Regions from separate parts of the Homo sapiens genome. Here region 1 is linked to region 2. A link is a contact called in ENCODE Hi-C data. All regions are on one chromosome and are shown on one strand. Each heading gives the region's core, a stretch centred on a gene start or an enhancer-like site at or near the end of the contact. The rest is flanking DNA. Distances are from core to core; before and after follow the strand shown.

Evidence for each region. Hi-C counts contacts between places; a loop is a spot of excess contacts on that map. Pooled maps may share reads with other maps.
Region 1: a loop to region 2 is called in a map with no recorded cell type, with 6 times the contacts of the local background. The contact joins the promoter of ADGRF4 here to the enhancer-like site in region 2. A Hi-C loop is called at or near these places in 1 of 168 maps with a recorded cell type or tissue (mammary epithelial cell), 4 of 37 single-sample maps with no recorded cell type and 7 of 50 pooled maps.

Annotation. Positions count from the first base shown.
Region 1 is chr6:47,697,234-47,703,238 of GRCh38, reverse strand. ADGRF4 (adhesion G protein-coupled receptor F4) reads right to left here and starts at 4,659. Exons shown (of 10, transcript NM_153838.5): 1 at 4,445-4,659. It also overlaps the pseudogene ADGRF2P.
Region 2 is chr6:47,413,160-47,418,964 of GRCh38, reverse strand. No RefSeq gene overlaps it. Among named protein-coding and RNA genes, the nearest start is that of CD2AP, 62 kb to the left of the region's middle. RefSeq lists enhancers at 4,264-4,313, 4,816-4,875, 4,886-4,935. Within about 2 kb of position 4,289, at least 12 of the 41 ENCODE cell types and tissues checked have a DNase peak (open chromatin) inside an H3K27ac peak, as active enhancers do.

The DNA of each region.
Region 1 (6,005 bases), core at 3,410-5,909, 280 kb before region 2:
GTAAAGGAGGAAACACACATCCTTAGATCTACCACTGATAAAGATTAATAATTAAAGTGAATTGGAGTTTATCAACATTCCAAACTGAAAAGTTTCAGTAAACACAAATATAGTATCTCTCCAGCACCTAGCACATGTCTATATGTAGTGAGTGGTCTCCTGAAAGGATGAGGGAAAGAAAAGAACAAGCATGCAAAACCTAAATATTAAATTAAATGTAACAAGAAGAGTGAGAATTGTCCAGATGGATATAAGCAAACCATGGTCAGTACCTAAAGAAGAAGCTTTCATATGGGAGCCTGATGGGGGCTAACTCACCCAGGTGAGGGACATACCAGTTTCTGGTAAAGAGTGGACAGCCAGTGCTAGATCCTATCCTATGTGGAGAATCCAGACTTGTTCCAGGCATATTCTCCTTAAATTACCTTTATTCCATTTATTGACTTCTGGTTCTACATTCTGTTCAGTTTGTCAACAAAATTGTGTATTCTCTTATATTCTCTATCTTTATAAACCCTCTGTGTATGGTGGCAGAAAAACACTTTGTTGGGAAGAGACGTCTCCATTTAAATCAAGATTCTAGTACTCAGTGAGGGGAAACAAAAACAGCAAGCAGTAATTGTGACAGAATAATGCTGGAACAAGACATATTTATGTTTGAGGTTGATGCATATTATCCACCATTTGTTTGTCAACCATTTGTAGCAGGCACAAAAAGGTTAAAGAAAATGGAACAGAAGAAAAATTTAACCTTGAAGGCATTTATATAGACTGACCTAATTTTCTTTGAATTCGGGGAGTGGGACTGCTCTACTTTTAGTAGGCAAACAACGGAGGCTTTTGTGTCTACTGTATTTGACCAAGGCCTTGTGTCCTCACATGGGTTTCTGTGGAAGACTGGTCTCATAAAAGCCAAAGGGGTTCCATGGTCATATCAGTTTGGGAAACGATGGGTAACACCACTGCCCAACTCCCCCCAACACACACACAGACACACACACAAACAGGCATGAACACATATCAAAGGTTCTGAGATTTCTTGTAGTAAGAAAACTGTTTCACCCAGGATTTACCAATTCACTTGATAATCAGAAATTCTAGGCCAGGCGCAGTGGTTCACGCCTATAATCCCAGCACCTTGGGAGGCCAAGGCGGGTGGACCACCTAAGACCAGGAGTTTGAGATCAGCCTGACCAACATGGTGAAACCCCCTCTCTACTAAATACAAAAAAATGAGCCAGGCGTGGTGGTGCATACCTATAATGCCAGCTACTTGGAAGGCGGAAGCAGGAGAATCAAATCGCTTGAACCTGGGAGGCAGAGGTTGCAGTGAGCTGAGATTGCACCATTGCACTCCAGCCTGGGCAATAAGAGTGAAACTCTGTCTCAAGAAATAAAAATAAAAATAAATAAGTAATCAGAAATGCCTTGAGGAGTTTCAAGCTGCTATTCCATCACAATATGTTATCTTGGAGGAAAACACATTAATCTATCCAGACTTAGGCTACACATGTATTTGTTGGGCATCTACCTAATGCCCGTCACTGTGCTGATATGTTCATGGGAGCTCTTTAAGTCATTCACAGCAAAGCTTGGGTGACCACAAGAAAGAAATCAGTTTCAGAAATGAAGAATTAAAAAGTGAAAGAGAAAACAAGAAGCAAAAGAACTCTTGCCTGAGGCTATCTGTGGCAAGAAGGTAAATAAAGGGTTAGTCATTTATAAATTCCCTCCAATTGCTATACTAGTCACCCAATAAGGGCAGCTCCACATCTCCTTCCCAAGGTGTCTGCAAGATGATTTATTTCAGAGATAAAAGCAACTAAGCCACCTAGAAACGCAGCTTCTTGGGACCTGAAAAAGTCACGTCGCAGGTTCCTTCTCCTCCACTTCCATAACCCGCCTCTTTCTGTGCATGATTATAAAAGTGTTAATTACCCACTATAATTCACCTTTGTTTTTCACACAGTACTAAAAAGCAATTCAAGCCTGCTGAATGGAGGCCAGGCTCCCTGCTCTAACATGGTCATTACAAAGAAAAAGATAACATTTGCTGGTCATTACAAAGAAAATAACATTTGCTGGCCTCAGAGAGTTACAGGCAAACACAGCTAGACCTGATTGTCCCAGGGTGAATGTGTCTAAGGATCTACCTCTCCATCAAGTTTACAGTAATCAGCGACTTTCACACCGCTGCCTAAATTCTAATCACAATGGGTCAACAGAGCACAACAATTTGTGCTCTTCCCCCCCAGAGCCTGAGAGAAATTAGGCCACACCTAGTGAAATAGGCAAAAAAATGTAAACACCTGATGTTTCTCTATCCTCAGCACCCAGCAGAGGATAAGATACAGAATAGACACTCAGTAAACATTTGTTGTATAAGTGAATGAATTGGGAAATGATTCCTGCAGAGTGACATCAGCATCTGAAGTTTTTGCTTTAAAATCATGAGGCAACTTTTCTATCTCAGAGGGTCAGGTGAGCACGTTTGCAACTCTAGATGATTTTGGAACCTGGTGACTTAAGTAGATGCCAGTCCTACTGTGGACCTCCTCTTTATTGTACTGCCTGGAGCCTTATGTGAAAAAAGAATTGAGCAGGAAATAATGCCATGCCAGGTTAGGGATGTCCGCCATGGGCACAAGAGGGTGTCATAACAATGCATGTGTCTTTTTCCACACTGTCTCCATAAGTCAGAACTAATAAAACCCTATTTCTCCAGACAGACCCAGATGACCCCAGCTGTTCTGAAACACCATCTCCTATTTGTCCCATCTTGCTTGTACCTGGAGCAGATTTTCTGAATGAGTTGGAATTTAAAACTACAGTGAGTCTGTCTGGGTACTGGAGCTTCTTTCTGAAACATGCCAGATGGAATTGTAGGGGATGACTCACACAGACTGAGTACTCCCTACCCGTCTGAACACGCTGAGTGCGGCCTGACATCAGGACTCCCAAAGAAAATTTTAAAAGGTCAGCTGGGAACTGTAAGTGTAGTCAGTCAGGAAGGAATGCATCAGAAGGTGTGATCTCGCAAACCTGTTCATGCAAAACACCCTAAGGTGAATGGCCAAGAATATTTGTGAATCAAGGAAATACTTTCCCAAAGGGTTCCTCTCCCCGGAACTGTACCACAAGGTGAGAGGGAGTGCCTCTTCTCACTTTTTTGCCAGTCTTCAAGGTGGCAATTCGCCTCTTACTCCCAGGCCAGACCATTGTCTGATGGGAACAACCAATCCAAAGAGGTTAACTAGAGGGCAAGGAACCTAAGAGTTAAGTGACCCACATTTTGGGGGGGGGGGTGTGTCGTCTGTGTGTGTGTGTGTGTGTGTATGTGTGTGTGTGTTGTTCCCCTAATTCTATAACTGTCTGTCTGTTTCCTCTGTTCCAGTAGTATAATTAGAACTCTGATTATAACATCAGATGGATAAACGAGTTGTTTATGTGTTTAAGACCCAGTATCTCTTGCCCTCATAGCAGAATCTATTTAGTTACCCTTAGAGTTCTCCCTTGCCATGGAAGAAATGCTTCACATAGAGCCTTGGGGGAAAGAAAGATAGAAAAGAACTATTAGAATCAGAAACATCTCATCTTTAGCTACTTTAGATGGCTTCCAGCCAATCTGTTTGTAGCCCAGCATCTCTTCTAAAAATTGGAATCTGGATTCAGATTCTGATAGGTTTCAAGAATCACATAATTTCAGAGTTGGAAGACAATTTCAGAGTTAGAAGACATCTAGATATCTCACCAACTATCTTGATACTTATAAAATTTTAAAGAAATTTATACGCCCAGCAATTGCCTCTGGTCCATGAAGAAAGCTCATGATGTGCTGACACTGAAAAACAAACAAACAAACAAATAAACAGCACCTAATGATGCAACACTTTAGACCTCTCACAACTGTCTTCAGAGTATAAGGAATATAGACCTTCAAGTAGCATAGAATTGGCCACTTGAAACAAGGGAAGATGCCTTTGCAAAAACGTGTTTGGCAGTAACTGGAGAAATGTTTTTTTAAATTGATACAATGATAGCTTTTTCAGGCTCACTAAAAGAAGAAACTAATCAAGAACACTTTTAAAACAACATCCAGCTTTACATTCAGTCTAAAAGACAGGTATTGAAATTTATCAAGCAAGGGGACAATGCAGGGACAGTGAGTTTATTTGCCTGACAGGATACTTTGCATTTTCACTCCTAGGAGTGAGCCATTAAAGCCTGACAAACAACTCTTAAAGAAAAACAAACGTAAAAGAGGCTTAGGAAATACTCCAACCTTGAGCTAGCCAATTTCTAAATCATGTTAGAGAAGTTTCCAGAAGAATCAAGCATTCCAGAAAATACCATCATATATCACGCATTTCCCCCTCCTGGAATATGTGCAAAAACAAGCCTTTCTTCAACAGGAAAATGGTGCTGGTGTAGGACATCTACTCACGGCATCCAGGAAGTAGATCTAGCAGCCCAGAGGTGGAGAATCACCCAGCAGGAAGGTCAGAGCTCAGCTCCCTAGCATGATGCCTCACCATCACGTGGCACCTCCCACGGTCCCTGGTCAGTGGCTGTGATCTGTCTTCTCCATTTTTGAAATGGGAGTCCAAGGGGCCCAGTGAGAACTGACTGCCTGTTGCGAGAAGCCGATCTGAGAACTGTAAAGTTACCCACAGTTTCAAGGCTTGTGCAAGTCTGTGATTCACTCCACTATGGGTCCATGAAGCACGCCTAAGAGAAATTACAGGTTTCTCCTGTCTGAAGCAAATCCATTAAAGTGAGTCACTTGTTTGTCTTTCAGTTCTTCATCCTTATCTCAGATGATTGCATGAGACTCTGCTTGCATCTGCTGCACTGGGATAATTGGAAGGAGGGTGATAAAATGCAAGGTTATGCCACTATTGTTGATGATTTTTAAAGGCTGATACTTTTTTTTTTTGCCTGTTCTGATGTTGAACTTGGAGGAAATTGGCTGATAAACTGGTGCATCAATTGTGATCTAATTCCTAACCTAGCAACAGAGAGATTTCTGTTTTATTTTTGTAATGACCGGGACAAGGAGTTCTCACTGAGCCACTACATGACTGTGGTAATTCAGACACAGAAGACACTGTGTCCACTTGTGGGGAATGCACACGGTTTGACTTTGGACAGGGGAGCCAGTTTGCATTGTTCTGCTAACCACCAAACAGTCCCACACATCCTAGTTCTACTGTTGTCTACTCACAGGCCTTCCTTCCCCAAAGATCTAAAGCAAACCCTCATTTAGATATTTCCAGGAGAAATGTGGACAATAAGGAGAGGTAAGTGAGGAGGCAGTTTTGTTATGGGTTTTATAGCAATGAAGGTCAAGGAGGTGCTGTTTATGGAAATGGGTCAGCTCCATTTAGGTCAGTAGTTAAGAAATGGCTCATTTGGGAAGTGGAAAAGCCAATATCAAGCCATTGTGTAATCAAAGGACTTTTTATTGCACATATTTACCGAACATACTCTATGTACAAGGCACCATGCTCTGCACTATGGGCATACAAAAGTGAGTAACACAGTGAGTAACAAAAGTGAATACCCCATTCCCCAAAACATATACATATGCACACAAAAAGACCAAAAGGAAATAAACAATATAACACAAAAGTGAAGGACATAGATTATAAAATTACAGGAAATCAGGTGGGGAGAATCAGCGCTTCTGGTTGGACCAATCAGGGAAGAATTCTTGAAGAAGGCAGAAAGTGAGGGAGAGCTCAGGCACACGTGCAGTGAGCAGATCCCTGTGATGTGTACTCTTTCCTGGCCAGGTAACTGTGTATTATGACCACAGTAATGAATGAAAGGATTTTTCAATGGTAAGCTCAACAGATTTTGCTGGCTGATACCCCTAATGTTGAACAGACCAAATCAAATGCTTAACTCTTTAATTTGGAAGTCAGTGAACTAGTTCCCATGAGGGTGTCTTCAGCCAAACTTATGCATGGGGTCATGGCTGTGTGTTTGCTTGTGTTTGCATG
Region 2 (5,805 bases), core at 3,040-5,539:
TTCTCATATCCTTTATGAAGGATATCCTTATCTCTTAAATATTATAATCAATTTGCCCCTCAAAAGTCAGGAAGGTGATGCTGGAGTTAAAACCACTCATTTGTGCAGTAGTCAGACCTCATTGTTTAGTCACCACAGACTTCCGAATTATCACTCTCTACTTGCCATTGTATTAGTCTTTTTATCATGGCATGGGTAATTGACTAGAAATGTACAATGTGAATACAAATTTAAGATCACTATTAAAGATAAACTATTCCCCCTTGTCCTTGGCAAAACTATGCATAATATAATTGAGGCTTTATTTAGTTTTAAAATTCATTTATTTACGACATGAAAGAGAATGAAGTTGGACCTTTACCTTAGGCCATATGCAAAAATTATCTCAAAATGAATCAAATACCTAAATTAAGACCTAGAACTATGAAATTCTTAATCTGAAACCAGAAGAAGTTGGGCACAGTGGTGTGTACCTGTAATCCCAGCTATTTGAGAGGCTGAGGCAGGAGGATCACTGGTGCCTAGGAGTTTGAGCCTGGCCAACACAGAGAGACTCCATTTCAATTAAAACAAAACATAAAAACAGAAAACAGAGGAAAAGCCTCATAACATTGGATTTAATAATAATTTCTTGAATGACTTCACAAGCACAGGCAACAAAAGCAAGTAGATAAATTAGACTTCATCAAAATTAAAGCTACTGTGGATCAAAAGGACATTATGAAAGCAGGGAAAAGGTAACCCACAGAACAGGAGAGAGTATTTGTAAACTGTATCTGATAAGAGGTTAGTATCCAGAATTTATAAAGACCTCCTATGATATAACAATAACAAAAACCCAAATAATCCAGTTTTAAAATGGGCAAAAGGTTGGGTGCAGTGGCTCACATCTGTAATCCCAGCACGTTGGGAGGCCAAGGCAGGAGGTTCACTTGAGCCCAGGAGTTTGAGACCAGCCTGGGCAAGATGGCAAGACTCTGTCTTGAAAAAAATAAATAAATAAAATAAAATAAAATAAAAATGGGCAAAAACTTGAATTGACATTTCTACAAAGAAGATATATAAATTGGCCAATAAACAAATTAAATCATCGTTTGTTTGCTCATCATTAATAATTAAGGAAATTCCAATTAAAACCACAATGAGCTACCACTTTATGCCCATTAAGATGACTACAATAAAACAAACAAGCAAATAACAACAACAACAAAACAAACCCCTAAAAGTAGCAAGTCTTGGCAGGGAGAGAGAGAAATTGGAATCCTTGTGCATTGCTCGTGAAAATGTAAAATGGTGTGGTCACTATGGAAAACAGTGTAGTGGTTCCTTAAAAAGTAAAAATAAAATTACCACATAATCCAGCAATTCCATTTCTGAGTATATACCCCCAAAAAATTGATAGCAAAGAGAGACTTGAACAGACACTTGTACACCAATGTTCATAGTAGCATGATTTACAATAGCCAAAAGGTGGAAGCAACCCAAATGTCCATCAATGACTAAATGGGTAAACAAAATGTAGTATATACATACGATGAAATATTATTCAGCTTTAAAAAGGGATGAAATTATAACAGATGCTACATCATGGGTGAACTGTGAAGATATTATGCTATGTGAAATAAGCCAGATAGAAAAGGAAATGTATGATTCCATTTACATGAGGTACTTAGAATAGTCAAATTCATAAGGAAGGAAAGTAGAATGGTGGTCACCAGGGGCTGAGAGAAGGAGAAATGGGGAGTTTCTGCTTGATGGGTGTAGAGTTTCACTTTGGGGTCATGAAAGACTTCTGGGGATGCATGGTGGTGATGATTGCACAACAATGTGAATGTACTTGATGCCACCGAACACTTAAACATGGTCGAAATGCTAAATTTTATGTATATTTTACTGCAATAAAAATGCATTTTTATATATTATTAATTTGGATTTTACTAAAAGCAGACACTGTGAGACAAGAATTTGAGAGTAATTAGTTTATTTGGTATTGAAATAGGTTTTGCAAAGATTACGACAGTGAGAGAAATCTAACATGGCTGACTCCATCTTGCTTTTGGCTTCACAGGCTGGCTGTCTTTGATCATTCTGGGCATAGGACAAGCTAACTATGGGAGGAATTTAGTCTATAGTTTAACTTGAAAGCAAGGATGATAGTAGCCCTTCCCTGGAACTAACCACTCCTTGCTCAAGGGTGGAAAACTAACAAAAGGCCATGAGGCTAAGATTATAGAAGGCCCTGAAGTCTGCTAATATGTAGGCGTAGTTTCCATAATCATTTACTGCTCAGGAGTCATGTAGCCAGAGGTCACAAAATTTGTGACTTTCCCAATTGCTCCCAAAGATAACATGACTATTGTAAAACCTAAGAGTGGTCTTTTGAGATATTTTTCAGGTTTTTGCACTGCAGCAACTGACTGACCCTACCAGACCTGTGACTCATGACTTAACTGGTCCTGTGACCCCCACCTCTCAGAGGCTGACTTAAGGCTTGAGCACCATCTCCCACACCCCAATAATTTCACTTCCAACCAATCAGCTGTATCAATTCCCTAGCCCCCTGCCCACCAAATTATCCATAAAAACCATAGGGTCTGAGTTCTAAGGGAGACTGATTTGAGTGATAGCTCCACTTCTTCTGCCTGGCCAGCTTTTTGTTAATTAAACTCTTTCTTTACTGCAATACCATGGTCCCAGTGAATTGGTTTTGTCTGTGCCGCTGGCAGGAAGAACCTGTTGGGTGATTACAGTATCTCAAGAAATACTGTTAGTGAGTGGGCAAGAGAGGCAAGGAATTGAAGACTAATAAATGGTCTGTGTTATCAAGCCAGTTACTGTAATGGACAATTGGAACTTAATCCAGCTGGCAACTCTGGAGATCCAGAATAACACAAACCTCAGAGCTATTTCCTCAGTGGGGTGAATGAGCTGAAGTCTTGCCTCACCAGTTCCCATCAGTCATTTTTTAAGGAATACTTCCCAGATATCTGTTCATTTCCCTAAGCCTGGTGCAGCAAAGTGCACTCCAGTGGTCAGAGAAAATCTTTGGGCAAAGGGACCCTGATGCTGGCAGGTGGACATCATAAAGGCTGAGACATTGGCAGCATCTACCTTTATTTATTTATTTATTTATTTTTTACAGACAGGATCTTTCTCTGTCACCTCTGCTGGTGTGCAGTGACATGATCACAACTTACTGCAGCCTTGACTTCCTGGATTCAAGCAATCCTCCTGCCTCAGCCTTCCTAGTAGCTGGGACAACAGGCATGTGCCACCATGCCTGGCTAATTTTTTTATTTCATTTTATTTCTTTATTTTTTGTAGAGATGAGATCTTGTTGGGTTGCCCAGGCTTTGATAATATATTTAATTTAGACTTTTTTCTCTCTACTAATTCAAACCAGACCAGCATTAATTAATTTAAATTGGAAAATATTTCTTGATTATGCAGATCTTGAATAGCATACTATAGAACATATGGAATGTGCAGTATATATTAGACATCATGCCATACCCTTCCTGTGACTGCCCGTGTCTCTAGCCTGTAGCATGGTCAGCTTTGGACCAAGTCTTCACTTTGCAATGGACTCTTCATCCCCCACTCTAGTAAGAAAGAGCACACAATGGCCTTTCTTTTTGAGGAAGAAAAACTTGGGTGGAAAATCTGGGTTTTCTTCCAAATGTCATTAAATATCATTTAATTCATTTTGTATCCTCAAACATTCCACATATATCAACAGCTTTTCCTGTAAATATTAAATAAAAGGAGGTAAGAAAAAACAGGAGGCAATGGCAGTGGAGAAATCTCTTGGAGGAAAGCTGAGAGCACAGTCCCCGTGACTGAGAGTTTCAGAGGGTTGGCAGAGCCATGAAGAACAAAGTGAAACTGTGGCTGTCGAGCAGTGAGAATGATCAAGGCTTTTATTTACATTCCAGTGAAATCTAGGGACAACTCTCATTGTGCGACTATTTATGGTGGAATTGTTTGAAACTTTGCAACTTTCTCTTTGGTGTTTTTACCCACTTCCTGTTTCTTGTTGTGATTAACAGTAAAACGAAACCTAATCACACAAAAAGCTTTTAGGAAACCATAAACCGGTAATATGGTTTCAAGGTGATCTTGGGGTCACATAAATTCTTCTGATGCCTCGGGCGCTGGAGAAGATGAAAATCTTTATGGAAACACCACTGAAAATGGAAGCCGATGGTCCCACCTCAATAACAAGGGAATAAGGAGCTTACCACACCTTTTATCCTTGACACCCATTGGGCTACAAGTTTCCAGTCTGGCTTACAGCTGAAGAAATTTCCACCACGTAGACAATGGGAAGACAAGAAAATGGTCTGTTGGCATGCTAAGTTGAAATCAAAACCTTCTCCATGGAAACGTTTTGAAACGTTATGTTTAGATTCTAAGGTGCTGACAGTAAAGTTGCAGTTTAAAGAGGTTTTATGGTCTGAAGACGGTAAATAGTAAATGCCTTACCATTTCTCGCTTTTGAGACCTAATCCATTTTTATGTCAAGAAATTCCGTATATGTAAGATTTAGTGAGTGCAAAGAATGTCAGCAACCATTGTGGAGATTTTGCATTCTGTCTGCCTGCCTGGCTTGTATTCTTAGATGCACGTATACATTTAAACATGTATAAACTTATACATGCCCTTCCTGAGGTAAGAATACTTGACTGAAAACTGTGGTATATAGGAATAAGTTATTCAAACTAATTGTGTACTTAATCCTATACAACCCTTTTCTCTCATCTCAGAAGAGGACTGTCTTGGGTTGGTGTTGCCATCTAGTGGCCAATATGGGAAACTGGCAAATGCATGACTTCTTCCTTTTCCTTCTTTCTTCCTCTCTCATTAGCGTGAAGAACTTGGTATACACCCGACCTTCTTTCAGATACTCATCATGAACAGCTTAGCAAAAGCCTCTAAAGATAATGTCTTTCTTACACAGATGGATAGACACAACACACACACAGACAACACACACACACAGACAACACACACACACAAACTCTCTCTCTCTCTTTCAAGCCCCTTTCACTTACAACCTTCCCTCCCAACTGTTGCTAATTGTATCTGTCTGGGTCTCCCACAAGGCAATTTTGTCATCTGCATTCTCTCTCCTTCTTGTTGTTGTTAATTTGTGAACCCCTTCACTCAAATTAATAAAAGCCGTATTTTTTTTATTTTTTATTTTTTGTGAGGCAGAGTCTCTCTTTGTCACCCAGGCTGGAGTGCAGTGGCACAATCTCAGCTCACAGCAACCTCCACCTCCTGGGTTCAAGTGATTCTCCTGCCTCAGCCTCCTGAGTAGCTGAGATTAGAGGCATGCACCACCATGCCCAGCTAATTTTTGTGTTTTTAGTAGAGACACGGTTTCACCATGTTGGCCAGGCTGGTCTTGAACTCCCGACCTCAGGTGATCTGCCCGCCTTGGCCTCCCAAAGTGCTGGGATTACAGGCATGAGCTACCACATCTGGCCAAAAGCCATATGTTTTCCGAAGTAATTGGACACGCTGAAACTAATGTTGTAAACTTTAAAACTTTTGTGGAGCCCCAGAAGTGTCCTTTTAGAATCTCTAAAAGGTTTACAGGGAGTTCCTTCTTACCTCTCAATTAGATAGAGCTGCTTTTGTCAATTGCCAGTATTTAAGGCAAAATTTTAAAATCACTTAATGTATTTGTACTTGCTTACATTTGCCAAAGTAAAACTGGTAGGGCAAGCCAAAAACTAATAAAAATGATTTTCTGTGGGGATGGGAGAGAACGGGGTCTAGGACAGGAATAGAAGAGAG